3 separate regions of the Homo sapiens genome follow, and regions 2 and 3 are each linked to region 1. A link is an interaction called in ENCODE POLR2A ChIA-PET data of the cell type or tissue named here. Cell type or tissue: HepG2. All regions are shown on one strand. Each heading gives the region's core, and the rest is flanking DNA. Links, peaks and the distances in the headings are about the cores only.

Region 1 (7,409 bases), core at 872-5,871:
TTGGCTGGCTCTACCCACTGTAGTTAAATGTCTGGTCATGCTCAAAATCACAGAAGTTGCCCATTCAAAAAAAGAACTCAGAATGAAGACACTAAAGAGACCCTAGTCTAAATTCCAGCTGTGTCTCACACAGCTGGGTGACCTTAGGGAAACGGGTCATCCCTGCAAGCCTCATAAGGACGAGGGTTGGGCTGGAACATGTCTTGCACACCTCCCTCACAGTTCACACCCATGAAAACCCTCATATAATGTCAAAAATAACACGCTAATGTGTTTTTTTTTTCCCTTTTCCCTAAACTCAATCAACTTGAGATCAAGTGTGAATCTCAGGGACAAGTTTCAGTATGTCATTCTTCAACATGATTAAAGTACTTACAAACACAGCAGAATATATTGGATGCCTTAGGGTACAATGGATATATACAACTTGTCATTCTAATGGGTCATAACATGTATTTCCAATTATGTTTCCCCCAGTGTGCTCCTGACAACTTAAGTTTCTCACAAAATCCCAGCTTTGAGAATTAGAGGAGAATGCTTACTTCACAGGCAGGAGACAGAAGTTGGGCTATTTTCAAGAGATTTCATCATAAGCAAGGCATTTAGGGCTGGGTCGCATGGTGGCTCCCAGGCCGCTGCTCTGGGCTGACAGGATCAGCTCAGTCCTTTGTTTATTTAAGAACAAAGTCTAAAGGCAATTCTCAGGGTAGCAGAGTTGATATAACCTAAAAATGCAATAGCCTGGGTGCTCCCAGCACTTTGGGAGTCCAAGGTAGGAAGATCATTTGAGACTAGCAGTTCGAGACCAGCCTGGGCAACATAGTGAGATGTCTTCTCTACAAAAAAGTAACAAGAACAACAAAAAATTAGCCAGGCATGGCGGCTTGTGCTTGCAGTCCTAGCTACTTGAGAGGCTGAGGTGGGAGGATCGTTTGAGCCTAGGAGTTCAAGATGCAGTGAGCTATGGTGGTACCACTGCACTCCAGCCTGGGTGACAGAGAAAAAACTCCTGCCTCTAAAAAAATAAAGAAAAATAAAGCATAAAAATATCAATGTAATTAGCACCAAGGGCCTCAAGGCATGGGAACAAATGTATATGTGTTCATACAAATATAACATGAGAATACTAATGCTAAATGTGGAAACACTGAAAGAAGATAAATACAGCAACTAGAGAAAAGCCCTGAAAAAAATAACTCAAATAAGAATAAATATTACTATTTAACAAAGTGTATTCCAGGTAAGTTCTCAGGCCCAGGGAACGTATGAATAATAAGGGTGACCCTATCATCCCCACAGATAGACCCACCCTTACTTAAGAGAGCTGGTATTTTTCTGGGGAAGTCAACATTTGTAGGAGGCATGCTCTAGTCCTAGCACCCCGACTCCCCTGGGGAAGCCACCATCCATGGCATGCAATGTGGGGGTTGCCCTCAATTCTCCAGGACTCTGAGCCTTGAGCAGGGGGATTCAGGGGCCAAACACAAGTCAGACTGATTTGCTCCCAGGGTCCTAGTGAAATGGTCCACCAGCTTCCGCTGTGGGCCCTGGAGCTTCCTCAGCTCCTCTCCATTCTGGGGAAACTCAGTCGAGTCTTCCTTTGCTCATTTGTCCAGAGCTGTTTCTGCTGTTGGTTACCTCCTCAGGCCTGTGCAGTCAGCCAGACACAAGGCGAGGAAGCCAGCATGGTCGGCCCGCTCTTGCCCCCGTCCTCCATGAAGCCTTCTCCTCCTACTGGCCCTTTTGGCAACCTCTGTGCCCAGCTGGAGGATGGAGGGATGCAGAAGCCAGGGGCCGTGCAAAGCAGGAGCAGCCACTCTGCAGGCAGCAGCTCTCTCCCCCTCTCTGGGGGACAAACATCACGGGCTGCTGGTCCCCAATATGAATACCCTCTGAAGTCTCAGGCTGGGTAAAAGGTTACCTCCTTAGGTTGCATGTACACGACACACTGAAAAAGGCAGAAGGAACAGAAATCAGATCCGTGGTTGCTGAGGGCTATGGTGGGCACAGCTCTAAGGGGCACAGGGAACCTTGGGGTGAGGGAAATACTCTACATCCTGACGTGGCTTCAGGACTGCACACACTGGCCAAACTCAGCGCCTAGAAAGTGGAAGTTTTTGCTGCATGTGAGTTATACCTCGACAGCCCTGACCCCAAGAACCCATTCTCATAGAGTGAAGGGTAACACTTGCTGAATTGCCCAAACCAGGGCACCTTCCCAATAACAGTTTAAGTTAAAGGAGATACAGCTTTATTTGCAGCATTTCAGCTAACTGGGGCTAGTTAGGGGGGCATGTTTTCAGGGCAAAGCTAAACTTCCCAGTACCTCTTAAATCATGCACAGTATGTAGCAGCCCCTTCCCACTCTGGGCAAAGCCATCTATGGCCCTGGTGCCTGCTGCACTTCAATATGGGCATGTGTCAAGCACCAACATCTAAAAGGGGAACCACACCAGCATGAAGCTGCCTCCACCCTCCCCACATTCACTCACACTGTCTTCTTCAGCAGGTACATAGGCCGAGGAAGCAAAGGGGGACTCAGAGCCCACAGCCCATGTGGAAGAGAATGTGGCATTTCTGCAGAATCACGTGCTTCCGAAAGCCTGGATTTGTTCACAGGGTAGTTCCTGGGGGATGCTGCCAACTTTTAAGGCCTGGATGAGCACCCTGCAAGGACAAGTCCCCAGAGGGGGACCGAGATTTAACACCCACAGGACTCTGTGGCCCCCCCAAACTATCCAGCACCCTCACCTTCCCCGTGCCGGGTTTCAGAAAGCAGCTCCAATGTGAAAAAGATCGAGCACATGCAATTCCCTCTGCTCCATGACCCTTCCCTGCACCCTGATTCCATAACCACACGTGTAAGAATGCCGGGGAGATGTTGTGCAAACCAAGCACTTTTGACCCCTTGCGGCAGTTGCACACAGTCAGCAATCTGAAAAAAGATAATTATTAGTTCTCCTATTTATTAGCTGAGCCCTTTTGAGTAATAGCCTCTGGGGACATTCATACATGCAATAAAAGTCCTCATCATGGTTAAGTGCAAAATGATGTGGCCTATTCTAGATTTTTGCTGAAACAAACCCTCAAGCCCAGGTAGTTCCTCTCCCTGGAGTTGAGAAAGGCAAAGACTTTGACAAGCACCTTCTCCACTCTTGTGTGACTTCAGCATCTACTTCAGAAATATTTGTTGAGCTCATTCAGGGGGTTGAAATCAGTAGGCTAACTCAGCCAATTTGGATCCAGCAAAGATGAATCTGAGCCCATGTTTTCTAAAATGCAACCTCACGATGAGGTGTGACTGAAAAGAGCTGTCTGGCGGCCCAAGTCCCCTCTTCCATGAGCAAAGTTGAAGTGTTTCAGCTAAAAGATTGGGGCCTAGAACAAATCCTGCCCAATAAGGCTCTTTCATGAGTCACAGGAAATTAGAACTACCGTATCTTTTAGTCACAGTTGATTCAATAGAATCAAGACCCAGCCCACATGCAGGCCCAATGGCTGGCTGTTTGCACAGAGTGATTCATGAAGGGAGCCCAAATTCTCTGCCCGATAAGATCTCTCTCCACACACTTTTCTGTTTGCCTCACCGATCCCAAACCCCCACCCCAGCTCATTCTGCTGCCTGAAATATCACCCTTTGAGTCATTCTGTTGAGTTACATAATAAAAATGGGGCATAAGTTCTACAAAAAGGAAAAAAATGGGGGAAGGGGGACTGGGCGGAGAGACACAGGGAATCATTGATCCATGACAAACACAATGTTCCCTTCCTCACACCTCTGTTAATTGCAAGGTCCAAGTGGACCAGCTTGTAAGCCTTGGAAGGACTCAGTGTGAGTACTGAACACAGCTGTCCACAGACAAACACAAATGGCAGTCTGCAAAAAGAAAACCCTGCTTCAATCTTAGCATTGTATTTTCTGCACCTCACTAGCAGAGGTGTTGGGTGTGAATGAAACAATCCATGACACTTGTGGTGACCAGCAGTACCTTCAATTCATACAGCAAATGTGATGTTAAGTTCTACCACCCATAGGTCACAATCAGTTTTCCCTTCTGGGGGTCCCTCTTCCTTTGTCCCAGGATGTGAATCAATGCCAGTGTGTAGACACCCCACAACTTACAGTGGGGTCACCACCCAATAAACCCATTGCAAAGTTGAAAAATTGTAAGTTGGATCATCATAAGTCGGGGACCATCTGTGCTTAAAGAAATGTGCTTTTAAATTCCTTTGACAGATCATTTTGCTGCTGCCTACAGCTTTTCACCAAAGTTATAAAGCAAACACAGGCTTAATAAAATATGCAATCTATGTTTAGAACCCAGGCTCCAGGGGAACGGGAGCGATGCAGAGCAAACAGGTAGGATTGCAGTGAGTCGGAGAAGAGACCCCCACCCCCCGCACCCCTGCACAACCCTCCGGTCGGCTTCCTCACTCCCTCCCCTCACTTCCTCTCTCTGCCCTACTGGAGAAGGAAACACTTTGTTAGTGCTAAGCATGCCCAGTAGCCAAGGCCAGGCTTTAGCTCTAAGTCAGAAGGAATCTAAAGGATAAACAGGATCCAAGTCCTCCATTCTCTGTTCCCTGCCAGGCCAGGGAGCAGACTGGTTCAAACAGACAGCTTCCCTGACGCATCCTACTAGAGAAGCCTTGATTGTTGGATCTCCAGCAACGTTCACGCTGCCCTCCTGGAGGAGGCTCAGGGGATGCCTGCTTAGGAGCCGAAAGCCCAAGCCCTCTCAGCTGTGTCAGGATGATGATAATGGGTGCAGGTCACTCCTTTCCTTAGGAACGCTTTTAGACTTTACCACATCTCCCCTGGAGAAAAGGGTTCTCCCCTGGCCTGTCATGCAGTTATCTCCAGAGAGGCAAGGAAGGCATGGTGGGCGGGCAGGGTCACGTACCATGAAACCCAGCAGTGGGGCAGCAAAGCCACAGTATCAAGTCTTCAAAATAAGGAGCAAGAGGCGCAGGGGCAGTCCCGGCATGGGGAGAAGACAAATGACAGTCTGCAAAAAGATAACCCTGCTGCCGATCTTAGCATTTTATCTTTTTTTTTTTTTTTTTTTTTTGAGACAGAGTCCTACTCTGTTGCCCAGGCTGGAGTGCAGTGGCACGATCTCGGCTCACTGCAACCTCCACTTCCCTGGTTCAAGCAATTCCCCTGCCTCAGCCTCCCACCTCACTAGCAGAGGTGTCAGGTATGAATGAAACAATCTGTGACCCTTGTGATAGCAAGCAGTGCCATAACAAAATTGCTAAGAGAGGAGATCTTGAGTGCTGTCACCACAAGCAAATGAAATTCATACAGCAAACGTGATTTCATGGCAGCAGAGCTTCCTGGCCCTGAAGTAGAGATCAAGCCGGGCTGCACCCTCGGCTGCCAAAGGACTCCCTGCCGTGGCTTGCAGGGGGACCCGTCCGCTCAACCCCTCTCTCAGTAAAAGAGTTGGAGCACAAATTAATTTGGTAGGTGCCAGAAATAAGTAGGGGAGGAGGGAGGTGAGCCGGTGGACAGAAAGCAGTGGATACAGGGTGAGCTGTCCAGCCAGCTACTGCTGAGAGTGACTAGTGCTGAAGGCCATGAGAAAACTCTGGGAATGGTATGATACACTTGCCTGGGAATGATCCCAGCAGAGACCAGAGAGACAAGGGCGTGATTGGTTGAGAGGTCCCCGGGTTGGTAGGGGCATGTCTCAGCTGCCATGCATTGGAGCTGAGCACTTCCCGTGCCTTCAGAGAGAACCTTCTAGCAGATAGGGCAGCTGAAAGCATTTAATACTCACCCCCACCACAGTTCAGCCCTGCAGGCTCTCTGCATCCACACCAGGCCCTTTCAGTCAAGACTGGGATCCTGCAGTAGGGACAGTGATCTAGGAAATGGCCTCTGACTTGCAGCATTTGCTAAATTCCATGGTGAAAATGTACTCACAATGGCCCATCTCAAACCATCAGCAGCCAAACACTGGATGGGACATTCCTGCACATGCAACCCCTGGCTGCTGTGCCATGAGCTAGTAGGAGCCTGCTCCAGCACACCACAGAGGCTGAGATGGGGATCCCCTTGCCTTGAGGCTCAGGTGTTGAGTCACTGGCTTTGCCTGGGGACAGGGGCCTTTGGTCCCAGGGATCCTACCATGGGATCTTCAATCCAGTAACAGCTCTCGTGCCTAGAGCTGATTTCTAAAGTTAAAGATTCGAGAGTGAAGAGGCTATGTAGTTCAGTGATTAAGAGCATGGACTCTGAGGCCAGCCTGCCCACATTTGGATCCCAGCTCAACCATGTGTCATCTGTTGTAACCTTGAGCAGGTAACCTCTCTGTGCCTGTTTCCTCTCCCATAAAATGAGGATAATAATAGTAATGACCTCACAGCATTCTTGTAAAGGTTAAATGAGTGATTATATGCAAAGTTCTTGGAACAGTGCCTGACACATAGTAAGCACTACTTAAATTTAGCTGTTATTATTTAGGGATGGAAATGAACAGTTGATAAACCTGAATTCTAAGAGCATAATAAAGTTGTCTGGTTCATCCTGAAGACTCTGCATTTCTATCACCTAAAGTTACACCTAGAATTAATTCTGGGAGACAGAGGTAGACAGAGTGAGATAGAGAGAGATTAATAGTCTCCTTTATGAGAGGAACTTTTTAATGCCACAATAAATGAAGCAGGGATCATAGAAGGGCAGGTCTCCCATATTTGAGGGTTTGTACAGCACCAGGCTCAGGTTAAAGATTGATTTGTTCTTTATTTTATATATGATTGTATACAAAGTGATGATTTGATATGCATGCATTATGGAGTGATTAAATCAAGCTAATCAGCATACCCAACAACACATACTTATTGTTTGTTTTTGGTGAGAACATTTAAGATCTCCTCTCTTGGCAATTTTCCAGCATACAATGCATTATAATTTACTATAGTCATCATGCTGTATAACAGATCTCCAGCATGTATTTCTCCTAACTGAAATTTTGCACCCTTTGACCAAGATCTCTCCAACATCCCCACACACGGTTTTTGTTAACCACCATCTAGTCTCTGTTTCTATGAGTTCAACTTTTTTAGATTCCTTCCACATATAAGTGAAATCAGGCAGTATTTGTCTCTGTGCCTGGCTTATTTCACTCAGCCAAATGTTCTCCAAGTTCACCCACACTGTTGCAAATGACAGGATTCCCTTCTCTTTATGGCTGAATAGTATTCCGTTGTGTATTTATACCACCTTTTCTTTCTCCATTCATCCACTGATGAACAGTTAGGTTGATTCCATGTCTGGGCTATTGTGAATGGTACTGCAATGAACATGGGGGTGCAGAGATCTCTTCAACATACTGATTTCATTTTCTTTGGATATACACCCAGTGATGGCATTGCTGGATCCTATGATAGTTCTATTTCTA
Region 2 (7,409 bases), core at 1,167-6,166, 490 kb before region 1:
TTCTCATAATCCCCACGTCATGGGAGGGAACCTGTAGGAGGTAATTGAATCATGGGGGCGGTTACCTTCAGGCTGTTCTCGTGATAGTGAGTGATAGTGATTCTCACGAGATCTGATGTTTTTTAAAGGGGCTTTTCCCATTTTGCTCGGCAGTTCTCCTTCCTGCCACCATGTGAAGAAGGATGTGTTTGCTTCCCCTTCTGCCATGATTGTAAGATACTTGAGGCCTCCCCAGCCCTGTGGAACTGTGAGTTAATTAAACCTCTTTCTTTTATAAATTACTCCGTCTTGGGCATTTCTTCACAGGAGCATGAGAACGGACTAATACACCTCCTTCCTTCCTTCCTTCCTTCCTTCCTACCTTCCTTCCTTCCTACCTTCCTTCCTTCCTTCCTTCCTACCTTCCTTCCTTCCTTCCTTCCTTCTTCCCACCTTCCTCCCTTCCTTCCTTTCACTTTCCATCTTTCTTACCACACAGGGAACCCTGCAAATGAGGCCTTATGCAAGGTGACAACCACTGTGACACACCTGTTCTGAGTGTTTGTCAGCAATGAGAAGGAATGACTCTGGACAGACTTGAGAGGCTTTTGTTCTCATGGGACTCCACAAAGATTGGTCTCCATAGTTCTCATTTTTAAAAAATGAATTAGTTTAAAGTTCACTGACTTGTCTTCATGGTAATATGTTAATGGGGATTTACTTGGAATTCATTCTAGATTCCCCACCTCCCCCATTCCTTCGAATACTTTATTATTGAAAGACATTTGTGCCTTGGGTGTCTGAGTAAACCCTTATCAAAGGGGCTAAGCTTTATTCCTGACCACACTGCAGAGCAGAAATAATCTCCATGTATTAATCACCTCAAGATCTTTAGGTGTAAAGTTTCATTTGAAGGATTTTGCAGGGATATTATATGCATGGTGAATGTTCCACTGGTAATTCTGGCCTAATTTTAGGGTTTTACAGTTGCTTTTGGTTATGCATGTTACTAAATTTACAAAATCTTTCATCTATTGCAAAATCCCAGGATGATTCTCACACAGAGGAAACTTTCTGACAAGTAAACATTTGAATGTGAGCCACTGGTAAGGCAATACTTCAAAAGAAAATCATTTGTCGTAGCTGACTTTTTTTTTTTTTTTTGGTCAAGATCAAACTGAGAAAATCTCCTTGAAGCTTGTAGGCTGGTCTGTGTCATGCAGCCTGGGTGTTGGAGGGCCTCCACCACCCCCCGCATCTGTGTTTACTGTCATTTCACCACCACTGGGTCAAATTGTAAGGAAAAATAAAACTTACATTAAGTAATGTTGTAAATACAAATAAAATCCATATAAAAATATGGACAGTGGGGATAAAAAGGTAAATATAAAGCAATGTAGGCAACTTCCCATTCATTGCAGCAAATAAGACCCATAACAGCATTTAGAAAATTTGCTAGATAGGAAAAGCAATTGCAAATTTCATGGGAATATTCAGGAGGAATAGTGGGAAGGCCAAACAAAAGCACTGTAGAAAAGAGGAGAGAGAGACACACACAGGAGACACCAAGATGAGTAGAATCTATGCTTGGCATTCAAGGAGCCCAGGGCCATCACTCAGCGGCTGCTAGACACACGCAGAGACAGGCCAAGGACACTAATCTCTGAGATTTGGTTGACTATGTTTAGACCTGGTCTCAGTTGTTATTTTAGTGGTTTATATGTCTTAAAATAGCAGTCTTTTAACTTTCCTCTTTAAATGTCAAGCTTGACTACTGCAGCTTCATTTCAAGGATCCCTTGTTGGGTGAATCAAAAATGTTTTAAAAAAGTCTTTCCCTTTTGAGCTGATTTTGTGAATATTCTCACATACTCTTGGGATTTTGGTTTCACCCCAGTTTTCTAATGACAGACATGTTGTAGGATTCTGCCCACACCCCCAGTGTGGGCTGACCTCTACAACCTGAACAATGACTCATCTAGGCTTTTCAAATATTAAACTAGCTTGTAAATCCTCTCTATGCCTAATGCCTCCACCAGCTCCTTGTCTGTGCCTTCACAAGTCATTAAAACTGTAAAGACATGAATTCTTGTTTTCTATGACCTGAAAGGATTCTACAGCACTAGCTATAGTTTCTAGCTATAACTTTCCACGCTGGCAAAGAGGTAGACAGTAACCATTTTATGAAAGGGGAACTAATGCTTTACAAAATGATTACTGTTTACTTCTTTGTCAGTTAACAGTATTATTAGGATATGTATTCAGGTAAAAATCTGCACTCCAAGCCCAGCCAGTCCATATTTGGCCCATCAATATTGCTGGAGCAAGCTTTTAACATGGCAACATATCCCACTGAAACACATGCATGGACTCTATTTAGGGAAGTTTTGTGAACTTCACCTGGACTCTCCCAGTTGCTAATAATATTGTCAGCTCATGGTGAATCACCCAGTACTCTCTCTCCCCTTGCTTGGCCCTCCCTTGGTCCTCCCCTCCCTGCCTTTACACACTGGCTGCTTATTTGTGTGCTGGGCAGACAAAGTCAAAAAGGACAGACACAGTCCCTGCCTTTAAAAAGCGATGGGAAGAGAAAGGGAGCATTGCCACACTGAGGAAAGGAAGCATTGCCACACCCACCATGGGGCCCACGCTGGGTGGGGAAAAGTTCAGGAGAGCTTCCTGGAAGAGGTGACATTGGAGTAGCATTTAGAAGGATGCACTAATCCCATGAATAAAGCCAAGAAAGGGCATTTCTGGACAAGAGAATGGCATGGAAGTGCAAAGCACTAAGAGGAAGGAAAGGACAAAAGATTACAAACTGCAAAGAGCTGCATGAGCTATTTTGCCTATGGCAGCTCCACTGGGTGGGCATTCACCTACCGTTGCTTGGGATATGGGGTTTGGTTTTTGCGTGGTGATGCGTGCCAGAGATGAAAGGGGTTTCCAGGGTCTTTGCTCTTAGTCTCGGGTGAACTGCCTTGTATCAGTACTGTCCTCTCTTCATAAGCATTCCTTGGGCTGAAACAACCTTGGCTTCTGGTCTCAGGAGCCTTTTCTCCTGGTGCAAAAGCCCCAGGCTACCTGGTTACAGCATCAGGATTAGATTGGCTGGTTTTACTGCAGCAGTGCTTAAGTAAATCCGAATGTAGGAAAATCACTGTTTTAAAGCAATGTAGTTTGATCAGTTAGAACGACACTGATCTTTTCCTTGTATGAACTTAGAATCTGATCTGTAAGATTCTATTCATTTTATGCATCTTTTTCAGGGTCAGTATTCACTCCTTCAACAGCTCATGAGCATTATAAAGAAAAATAACCTTCTTTTAGATGCTTTAACACAGTTTCCCAAACTTGCAACATAAGAATCACTTGGGATGCTTGTTACTTAGACAGATGACTGGGGCTTTCCCCTGGGAATTCTGATTTAATAGGTCTGGGGGTGGGCTCTGGGAACTTTTATTTATTTTTTAATAAGTATGCTAGGCAGTTCTTATTGTCAGGCTAGTTTGGAAAACACAGTGCACTTAGCCCGTGTTTTACTGGATATTAGGCAATAAACAAATACGTCTACTTACACCAGGCAAAGTATGCATGATGACATTGATGATGTACATTTCGCAGGTCAGGAAACTAAAGCTCAAAGGTAAGTGACTCACATAAGAGCACACTACTGGTAACAGAATGACCTGTCATCAAATCCAGAGCCTCTGGGTTCTGTTACATTACAGTCCAAATGATGGACGTTAAAATTGTAAGATCTGATTGAGGTTTATGTCAGGACTTGTAAAATTAACTTTTTTAAATTGGGCTTTATTTTAGGTTGTACTAGTTCAGTTATACATGGCTTTTAATGTAGTGATTTTATGGGGGAAAAGTTGTTTAGAGCAAGCCAAGCTAAATTTAGTTTGTTGCCATTTGAATTTATTAATTCAGAGATAGCTAACTCAGTTAAAATAGTTTTCTTTTCAAAGAAGGCTATATATTGTTTAAAACGTTAAGAGACCTAAGGTATGTAAATGTGTTTGTTTCTTTTCAAAATAAAGCAAACCAAAAGTAAATAAGTAAAACAAATCAGCTCACAAAAGTATATACTAGAGAATTATTTATGTCATTCAAATTAGTTTCTGTCCATAGTTATATTCTACAAACCCATTCTTTCTGATATTTGCTAATTAATACCAAATATTTAATTTACCTTAATTCATGATTCCTTCAGAACCAAATTGAAATTTGCCTTGGAGTTATTTATCAGAAAACAATTTGCTTAGCATATTGGTAGCATAAAGAGCTTCAAAAAAGATGTATAGATATATATATATATTTTCAATTTCTTCTGTAGAAACAGTTGCATGGCAAGTCAAAACACTGAGACAATGGGGACTGCAGCAGAGAAAGAGTTTAATAATCTTAGGACAGCTGAACAAAGAGATGGGAGGAAACCTCAAATCCACTTCTCCAAGGAATTCGGGGCTAGGGATTTTAAGGAGTTTGGAATGGACCAAGGTGTGGGGATTGTTGACTGGTCAAAGAGAGCAGGGTGAAGTCATGGGATGTGGGGATTGTTGACTGGTCAAAGAGAGCAGGGTGAAGTTATGGGATGAGGGGATGAAGAAACTGCCTTCTCATGCTGATTTGGTTCCTCATGGGGATTTTCACTCTGGTTGGCATCAGCAATTCCCAGTGGAATTCAGGGTCTGAAGAACATCTTAAGTAAATCTGAAGCAAAAGCCTTATGATTCCAATGTCAGACACGATTCCTATATAGGAACAATGAGGATGTAAATGGTCAGCATTGAGTGACCTTTAGCTACAACAAAGTGGACCAAAGTGCAGCCCGATGATGATTAATTATAATTATATTTCTGTCCAGAACCCAGTACGTAATTCTTGTTAACCCTGTGAGAACAATTTCACAAATAGTTGATTACAAATTGCTCTTTAGTGAAGACCCTGCAGAGCCTCTGCTTAGCAGCTGATGCTACGTACTTAAATATATTAAAATGACTTTTACAGTAAATAAAGGAATTATTTAACATATTACATGACACTTTATGATGTATTCACTGTGACTTATTATATGTATTTCTCTCTGATTAATTCAATGTAGAATAGTTTCACTAAGCTCTTCAGTAGAAGAGATCGCTTCCTAAACATGCAGCATGTTTCAGTCATGTGTGAAGCAGCTTTGGCTTTTTTAGATTAATTAGGGAAAGATGTGATTACAATAGTCATAGTTGTAGCTGCATTTATGCATGTACATAAATGCATTTACTCAGTTATTAACCCAATAAGCAGTTATTTAGTAGATTCTTTGCTAGGCCCTTGGGAGACAGAGAGAAGCAAGTTGCTGACCTTACATTCCAGGAGCTCAAAGTCTTCTAGCAGAGCCAGACAGGAACCCCACCATCACTCCACAGTGGGAAACCTCTGTGATGCGTATGCCCAGGATGCTCTCAGATCAGAGAGAAAAGTCGCTCACTCAGCTCAGAAGAGTTCAAGAAGGCTTTCAGGGGAAATTATGTTTTGACAAGTAAATCAAATGTTTACTAAAAATAGAAACTTCAAAAATTATTATTCATGATGTTTTCATAATTCTCTAGTTTGAAGACACAATACTGGATTGGTGGCACAATATTCATTTAGATGTGAGGCACTGGTCTGGTTGAAAAGTCAGTTGAATTTTATTATATTTTGTATTTTTTGTCCCTCTTAGAATTATTTAAATTTTTAAGTAGTTTTTTTATAGCTGTTTTTAACTTTACAGCAAAATTTAGTGAAAGTATGGAGAGTTCCCATAAAAAAAACAGGGAAATATCTGAACAGCAGCTTCACCAAAGAAGATACACAAATGACAAGTAAGTATAGGAAAAGATGATCTACTTCATATGCCATTAGGGAATTTTAATTTAAAACAACAAGAGATACACCTACACAGCTATTATAAGGTCCAAAACACTGACAATATCAAATGTTGGCAAGGATGTGGAGCAACGGGAACTCTCATTTATGGCCCATGGGAATGCAAAATGGTACAACCACTTTGCAAAATAGTTTAGTGGTTTCTAACAAAACTGAAAGTACCCTGACTATATGATCCAGCAATCATGCTCCTTGTCATTTACCCAAATGAGTTGAAAACTTGTGTCCATGCAAAAACCCACATGTGGATGTTTATAGCTGCCCTTTATGCATAATTTTCCAAATTTGGAAGCAGTCAATATGTCCTCCAGCAGGTGAACAGATTAATAAACTGTGGCACCACCAGACAATGGAATATTATTCAGCACTAAAATCAAAATTAACTATCATGTCATGAAAAGATATGGAGGAATCAGCACATTGCTAAGTGAAATAACCCAATCTGAAAAGGCTCCAAACTGTATGATTTCAACTATGTGACATTCTGGAAAAGGCAAAACTGTGGGGAGAGTAAAAAGATTGGTAGTTTGCTCAGGACTGGGGAGGGAGGAGAAAGGAGGGCTGAACAGGATTACGGGAGATTTTCAGGGCAGTGAAACTGATCTGTATGATAGTATTAATATAATTGTGGATACATTCATTATATATTTGTCTAAACCCATAGAATGCACAACACCAAGAGTGACATCTAATGTACTTTGGGTAACAATGACGTGTCAATGTTGGCTTATGGATTGCGACAAATGCACCACTCTGGAAGATGTTTTATTGACATGCCATGTTGCCCAGGCAGGTAGGTCGAGTCTACGGGAGAAGGTAAGTGGCCGCCGTGGGAAGATTCTAGTCTGCTCAACTCATGGGCCAACTCCCCAACCCATATGACATGTTTTACTGGCATTTCTTTCGAAATTTATTACAGTTACTGCATAACTCAAATTTTTATTTTTCCTTTTTGTAAGCCATTGTTGGTTCTTACGGTGGCATATTGGTTTCATATACTTTAGAAGTCCCAGGGTTATTTAAGAATCACTGTCCTTGATTGTAGGTATTGGTAAAAGCACAATTATGTATTCTAATTAGTTACTCTTGATAGTTACTCCTACTAATGAGAGCTTCTCATTTATCTCAGAATTTCCAAAGTCAAAGTCCTGATTTTTAGTGTCTACCCTCCCAGTGTTTACATGTTTTAACTATAGGATAACTTGGTGATTTTGGACTATTTTCTGTGGCAATTTATTTCAGCTCTGTAAGAAATGAATTTTTGATCATTGATAAGAACTAAAATCTAGTCAAACAGTTCTGCTAGTAATCAGTTCGACTTAAAAACAAACTGACAAAAGAACAGGCAAATTCTGGTCTAATCTCTCTGAGCACCATACCGTGGTATGTGCTCTCTTCTTCTTTTAACTTAAAAGATACAGCCCCGAGCAGTTGGGAATGCGATCTAGTTTTGTTGCTTTGCAGGACACCTAGGTACAGTGTCCCGTGTGGTGTTGTCAGAGGTGTTTGAAG
Region 3 (7,409 bases), core at 1,167-6,166, 270 kb before region 1:
CCATGTTGGGGATTAAATTTTAACACGAGTTTTGAAGGGGACAGACATTCAAACCATAGCAGTTCTTATTGGCTGACATTAACTGTAACAACTTCCATTGGCTTTGCTGCTGGATTCATAATGCTTGCCCTTGAAAATACCCAGTGATTTTAGCCTGTCCAAGAGGGCCTCATCAATAGCCATGAAGGGCCCCTAGTGCTCTTCTAACCCATTTTCTTCTTACTGAGGTCTGCATTCGTCTGTTGGATCTGCCATAACGAAATCCACAAATGAGGGGGCTAAAACAACAGTCATTCATTTCTGCACAGTTCTGAAGGCTGGAAGTTCCAGAGCAAGATGTGGGCAGGATAGTTGTCTCCTGAGGCCTCTCTCCTTGGCTTGTCAATGGCTGTCTTCTCCCTGTGTCTTCACATGGTCACCCCTCAGTCTGTGTGTTGTCTTAGTCCTAATCTCTTTCTATGAGGCCATCAGCCATCACATTAGGGCCCACCCCTATGACCTCATTTTACCTTAATTACCTCATTAAGACCCTATCTCCAAGACAGCACATTCTGAGGTCCTGGGGGTCAGGACTCAATGTATGAATTTTAAGGAGAACAGAATTCAGCCCACAACAAGGTCCCTGCAGGAAGAGCTTTTGAGGGTGACCCCTTACCAAGATCTATCCTCAAGGACGACATCAATATGTGAGCCAGTAGTGTCTTCTCCCAGCGTTCCTGCAGCTGCCAGCCTTGAAGATGCAAAAGCACCCTGTGTGCTCTTTGGTCCTTCTTTGCCCGAGACACCCTGTACTCCCCACACATCCTTGGTCACTGGGTTCTGGATCTCACCACCTCTTCATGAAGATAGTACCTCTAGCTCCTCTTTCATGAGGCTCAGAGATGAGTCCCCAAGGCTTGGCTGGTGGTAGGTTTCTGTGACCTGTCCACCTGAGGGTGTATTCAGAACCACTTCTCCCTTCCTGACACTAGTTCATCTCACTGGAAAATGAGTTCATTCCCAAAAGGATCCATAGCCCCCCATCCTTCTGATGCACTTGGCATTGCCCAGTAAGCTGTGACTCCTAAACAGTGGGCTGTGTGGAATGATTTGTGCTTCTATGTTTTGCTCTTAAAAGACAACTTTCACAGAAGGCTTTTTATAGGTATGTTTTCTGTAGGCTTTTTATGGTATCTTTCTGAGATACTTTTGCTGTTGGTACTTCATAGCCTCTGTCATAAACTAGGATGGAGGCCGGGTGCGGTGGCTGATACCTGTAATCCCAGCACTTTGGGAGGCCGAGGTGGGTGGATCATGAGGTCAGGAGATCGAGACCATCCTGGCTAACATGGTGAAACCCCATCTCTACTAAAAATACAAAAAATTAGCCGGGCATGGTGGTGGGCGCCTGTAGTCCCAGCTACTTGGGAGGCTGAGGCAGGTGAATGGCGTGAACCCAGGAGGCGGAGCTTGCAGTGAGCCGAGATCGTGCCATTGCACTCCAGCCTGGGTGACAGAGTGAGACTCTGTCTGAAAAAAAAAAAAAAAAAAAAAAAAAACTAGGATGGAATTTCATGAAAGCTTTGAAAGAGGAGGGAGAAAAAGAGTGAGCAACCAAGTGACTACTTACTCTATGAGGACAGGGGCAGTGTCTGTCCTTTTCACCCATGTGTACTCAGTGCTTATCCAGTAATTGACACATAGGAAAACATCAATAACTGTGGATTGTTGAAGGCATATGTGGCAATGGTAACTAAGCACTTGAACAAGACAGAGATCCAATAACTAATTATCATTTGGAGCTTAAATCATATTCTCTGGGTATTTTTTTGAGCAAAGACATACTGGAAGTCTTAGTCCTCCACAACGGACCCCAATTTAGGTCCGAAAACTCACATAGGCATAACCATAGCCATGAACATAAACACAACCACGGACACAGACACAGACATAAACACAACCATAGCCATAACTACAGATGTACATGTAGACATAAACATAGTCATCAATGTAGGTATCAACAGCAACACAGAAGTAGACATAGACCTAGACATAGCCATAGCCACAGCCATAGACACGGCCATCAACACAGACGCAGACATCAACAGCAACGTAGACATAGACATAGTCATTAATGTAGGTATCAACAGCAACATAGACGTAGACATAGACCTAGACATGGCCATAGCCACAGCCATAGACATAGCCATCAACACAGACACAGACATCAACAGTGACGTAGACATAGCCATAGACATAGCCTAGCCACATCCATATATATAGCCATCAATACAGACGCAGACATCAATCGTGACATAGACATAGCCATAGACACAGCCATAACCAGAGACACAGACATCAACAGCAACATAGACATAGACATAGCATAGCCGTCAACATAGACATAACCATCAACATTGCCATCAACATTGACACAGACATAGCCATCAACACAGACATCAACAGTGACATAGACATAGACAAAACCATAGACATAGCCATTAACATCGACATCTACACTGATATCGACGTAGACAAAACCATAGACATAGACATAAAGGTAGCCATAGCCATAGAGGCAGACATAAATATAGACGTAATCATAGACACAGCAGATGTAGCCGTAGACACAGCCATAACTGCAGCCATACCCACAGACACAGACATGCACATATTCATATCAGTAGTTCTTTGTCTTCTGTGGACACTGCTCAAGCAAAAGAAATTTGGAAACAGGAAATTCTACTCACTAAGAGTGTTTCTGTCCCATTTCTAGCATCTTCTCAGCCACATAGTACAGTGTGTGCACCATGGTTTCATAGTGTTCTGGATGCTGCTGGGGAAGTAGTGACTATCCCCCTTCAGCACACCCATGGCACAGTACACATCCTGGATTCTGCAAGCCATATCTGGCACTGTTGCCACTTCATCAGTTCATATTGTGGGAGGAATTAAGATGTGAGCCACCGCGCCCGGCCAATCATGACACTTTTGACGTGTTAAGTCAGATAATATTTTGTTGTGGGAAGCTGTTCTGTGTATTGTAGGCTACTTAGAAACACCCCTGGTCTCCACCCACCGCTGAGGGCCAGGGACCCCCTTCCCCTTGTGGTGACAATGGAAAGCATCTCCGACTTTGGCAAATGTTCATCACCTCCTCCCTCCCCAGACACCGGTTGACAACCAGTGGCCCAGCACACAGGGAACAGAGTGGGGAATAGATATGGGAAAGGAATTTCTAGAAATCTCCAGGAGCTCACCACTGTGGCAGCAGGGATGAGGAAATACATCAAAAGGTGATCTAAGTGGGAATTAATTTGATCTTGGCTTCCAACAGCTCCCCTTCCCCATCTTCCTGCCTCCTCCACCCCCACCGGCTATGCACATTCTTTTCTCTTTCACTGAACCTGTTCCAGTATCTGTGCAATCCTCCAGATCAAATTCATTTGCCTTTGACAATTGCCCCTTTGATTCCATGTGGAGGGGGAGGGTGGGCTGTCCCGTCCTGCGGTGAGAGGCTCCTTTCGGTTCCCTGTGATCTCCCTAGGTGTATAGATTGCAAAACTCAGGTATAGACAAGGAGCTTAGACAATAGACAGACTCATTAGGGAGCCCTTTGAAGTGAGCAAACAAGGCAGTGGCAGACGCCTCCTCTTCCCCTTTCTCCCTCTCTCTTTCTTCCCGTCCTTCATTCCAGATGCCCATGGTGGGAACTGGCAAAGCAAAGATCGAAAAGGATGGAATGAGGAAAGAAGTGAGTCTTTAGAGGAGATGTGGAAGCTCCCCGTTGCCTCCTCTCCTCACTGGGCAGTGAGCCCAGGAGGCAGCACCCTGCACGGTCACCTGAGACTGGACCTGAGGCTGGGGGAGGCACTTCTGAGGCCAGACCTGGTGTTACTGTGGGGGCTGCAGGGGATGGGTGCTGGGGTGCAGATGACAAGCAGGCTAGATGGACGTAAAGGCATGGCCTGAAACGTGTCGGAGGGAACAACTCTTCTCTACTCCAAACTTCCTTTCCACATGTGGGTGAGAAAAGTCCACTTAAAATCTCCAGCCCCTGCCTTTCCTCTCTATCCTCGGAAATCTGTCCATGCTCCAGGCCACGAGTACCCATCCCAGCGGGGGAATAAGACCTACCTATCCCCTGTGATTCCTGACTTCATGCCACTGCCCTGGAGAATAGCACAGGCTAAAGGTGCATTTGCATACGGAATAAATGCAAGGAGGCTGCTGCTTTGACCTTGCCTTATTCAACACAGAGACTGGAGGCTATCCTAAAAGAGCTAAGGCCAGCATGAGAACAAATGAACCACAGGGCATCTACTGTCAACTGGAGAAGACCCGTGAAAGCAATATTTCTAAAACAGCATGATAGCAGCTTTGAAAATCAAAGCAGGAGGACTTCCTGGGACTTCATGGAAAGAACCATAACATCTAGCAGGTCCCACTTCATGGAAGTCTTTGGCGGGGGGAGTGTCACCTCTGAAGTATCTTCAAGTCTTTGGACTTTGCACTGTGCACAGCAAGTTTTCTTGCTGGAGAGAAACCAAGCCCTTCACTGACACTACTTTCAGTGTTCACAACGCACTCCAGGGGAGGGGCTGTCAATCAGGCTTCGGGGTAAGTGACCTCACTCGGGCCAGTTAGAAAGTCAGTGGCACATCTGGAAGCAGAAGACTCCACAGCCGGCCGGACGAGGTGGCTCAAGCCTGTAATCCCAGCACTTTGGGAGGCCGAGGCAGGCAGATGACGAGGTCAGGAGATTGAGACCATCCTGGCTAACACAGTGAAACCCCGTCTCTACTAAAAATACAAAAAATTAGCCGGGCGTGGTGGCAGATGCCTGTAGTCCCAGCTATTCAGGAGGCTGAGGCAGGAGAATGGCGTGAACCCGGGAGGCGGAGCTTGCTGTGAGCCGTGATCCTGCCACTGCACTCCAGCCTGGGTGACAGAGCGAGACTCCATCTCAGAAAAAAAAAAAAAAAGGCTCCACAGCCCTGGGTGTCCTCATCTGGTGTCTGGGAGACAGTGAGCACCGCCTATCTGGGACACTGAGCCACCGGCAGCCTTGACAGAGCCAGGACATGCGGCCCCACACAGGGCAAACACAAGGAGTCGGTGTGCTGGCCCCTGGCTCCGGCCCCTCCGGGAGCTGCCAGAGACCCTGTGTTAGCTCTGTGCTATCTTCCAGGGGGCACACCAGATTCCACAACAACCCCCATCCTTTAAATAATATGGTCTCTCCTTTTATGAGCAAATTGCAAACTGTTTATCATGAGATTTTTTGAAGTATGACTTTTGTTATAAAAGATTAGAGAGTTTTTGCTGAGAAATAGAAGAAAACAAAAGAAAATAAACTATAGTCCCACACGGTTATGCAAAGATAACACAAAAGAAAATAAACTATAGTCCCACACTGTTATACAAAGATGACTATTGCTAACATTTTGTTTATATTCACCCAGTCTGTTCTTTGCAGGATGTACTTTTTTTGGGAGAGTTGATGTCTCCCTATGTTGTCCAGGCTGGTCTTGAACTCCTGGCCTCAAATGACCCTTCACTTTGGCCTCTCAAAGTACTGGGATTACAGGCCTGGCCAAGATGTACATTTTTAAAGATAAGCTATTTATCACTCTTCATTAATTTTCCCCAAATGCTTTTGCTTTTTGGAAGGTGTCACACATGTGTCACACACGTGATATGCAAGTGTGTCTTACTGCAATGGTTCTCCATGGTTTTCGATGGGCATTGTACTCACCTATGGAGGTTTTGAAAATATGGATGCCTGGGTTCTGACCCCAGAAGCCCTTTTCTTTTTAATTGGTTTGGGTGTGGTCTGAAAATCTGGATATTTAAACTATCTCCAGTTAATTACACTGTGCAACCCGTGTTGAAAATCTGCTCCTGGGTCTTCCTGCTAATGCCCTTTTCTGGCAAGCGCCAGCCTATCTGGGCCAGCGTCAGCCCTCCTGTGTTACACGGAGCTCACCAGAGCACAGCCTTCGCCCCAGTCCCGCTGCTGCTCCCTGCAGCTGTTGCTATCTTGCTTCCACCCAATGCTGTCCCTCAGCGCTCCCCTTCCACATCCCACCCAGTAAGGAACTACTCGCAGCGACCCCATGGCGACGTGATTTCTTTCTGCAGTGCAGACCTACTTGTTGTAGGCTCAAGGGTGGAGTTAGCAATTTAAAGAATTAAAATGTAGGTTGCCACCCATCTCAGCCTGGCATATGCTCCCATCATCCCCAGGAGGCAAGTAAAATGTATAGAAACCAGACAGCAGGTTCCAGCATCTAGACACCTGAGAACCATAAAAACGAGTCCCTGCTGGCTGTGCCGGCAGCCTCGTCTTCCTGGAGAAGATAAGAAGAGATTAAGATTGCTTTTGGAAGCACTCTAAATGCTAGGTTTATGATAAAGCTCATCTGCCACTTGCAATCAGAAAGTGCTAGTCCTGATAACAAGAGTATTAAACCTCTCCTGGCAGATTTCTGTGTCTTTTTTGAAAAACAACAAGATGGAGGTTTCTTTAATGCCTGTTCTTACCTTTCCTGTTTGTCTGGGACATGTGGATATCTTCAAAAAGCCCATACATTATCACTTGGGTATATGGGCAGCTTAAAACTATGTTTTGCAATATTTTACAGTTGTCCAATTGTCCCCAACCCCTTGTAGTTATGTCATTCTGCAGGTCTGAATGACATAACTAGAACTGATTTGAAGAAGAGTCCCAGTCATTACTGATACTGTGTTTCTTCCAACTCTTACACTCTGGGATCCCATATCCAGGGAAGAAGGCACTGTGGGGGTGAGTGCCCCAGCACGCTAGGCCTAACTGTGTTTTCCCACAGCGTGCTGGTCAGCAGACACAGAGTGTGGTGTGGCAATGACTGTATACAAAGCCTCTTGGTTTAAATAACTTCAGGCCAAAGTGTTGGCCAGGGTGAACCTGTTGACCAGGGGACACAAAGGAGGTAAACACTAAAACCTTTGGGACCCTCGTGCACTGTTGGTGGGAATGTAAAATGGTGTAGCCACTGTGGAACACAGTATGGCAGACCCACAAAAAATTAAACAAAAAATTATCCTATGACCCAGCATTTCCACTTCTGGGTGTGTACCCATAAGAATTGAAAGCAGCGTCTCAAACAGATTCCTGTAGAACCACATTCATAGCAGCATCATTCACAGAAGCCAAAAGATGGAAGCAAACCCAAGCATCCATCCTTAGATGAAGGAATCCATCAGGAAACACGGTCTATGCATACAGCATGGAATTCAGTGTCAAAAGGGAAGGAGGCCGGGCGCGGTGGCTCACGCCTGTAATCCCAGCACTTTGGGAGGCCGAGGTGGGCGGATCACGAGGTCAGGAGATCGAGACCATCCTGGCTAACACGGTGAAACCCTGTCTCCACTAAAAATACAAAAAA

Evidence for each region. ChIA-PET counts read pairs that join two places held together with the same protein. Peaks named below come from ENCODE experiments on the same cell type or tissue, not always from the same donor. Only the 100,000 strongest peaks of a DNase experiment are listed, where the experiment ranks them.
Region 2: POLR2A ChIA-PET joins it to region 1 with 13 read pairs; 3 of 35 experiments call an interaction of 5 or more read pairs at or near these places.
Region 3: POLR2A ChIA-PET joins it to region 1 with 39 read pairs; 4 of 35 experiments call an interaction of 5 or more read pairs at or near these places.

The regions. Positions count from the first base shown.
Region 1 is chr6:1,322,261-1,329,669 of GRCh38, forward strand. FOXF2-DT (FOXF2 divergent transcript) reads right to left here. Exons shown (of 3, transcript NR_187218.1): 2 at 2,493-2,667; 3 at 1,215-1,948. Among named protein-coding and RNA genes, the nearest start is that of FOXQ1, 14 kb to the left of the region's middle. In HepG2, for the core only: no CTCF peak of the experiment used is centred there; DNase peaks (open chromatin) are centred at 2,861, 3,521 and 4,531; H3K4me3 peaks cover 577 bases.
Region 2 is chr6:834,012-841,420 of GRCh38, forward strand. No RefSeq gene overlaps it. Among named protein-coding and RNA genes, the nearest start is that of EXOC2, 140 kb to the left of the region's middle. RefSeq lists an enhancer at 5,142-5,691. In HepG2, for the core only: no CTCF peak of the experiment used is centred there; a DNase peak (open chromatin) is centred at 3,590; H3K27me3 peaks cover 418 bases.
Region 3 is chr6:1,051,669-1,059,077 of GRCh38, forward strand. The region is part of intron 1 of LINC01622 (long intergenic non-protein coding RNA 1622); the gene reads right to left. Among named protein-coding and RNA genes, the nearest start is that of LINC01622, 46 kb to the right of the region's middle. In HepG2, for the core only: no CTCF peak of the experiment used is centred there; DNase peaks (open chromatin) are centred at 3,523, 4,203, 4,573 and 5,013; H3K4me3 peaks cover 2,156 bases.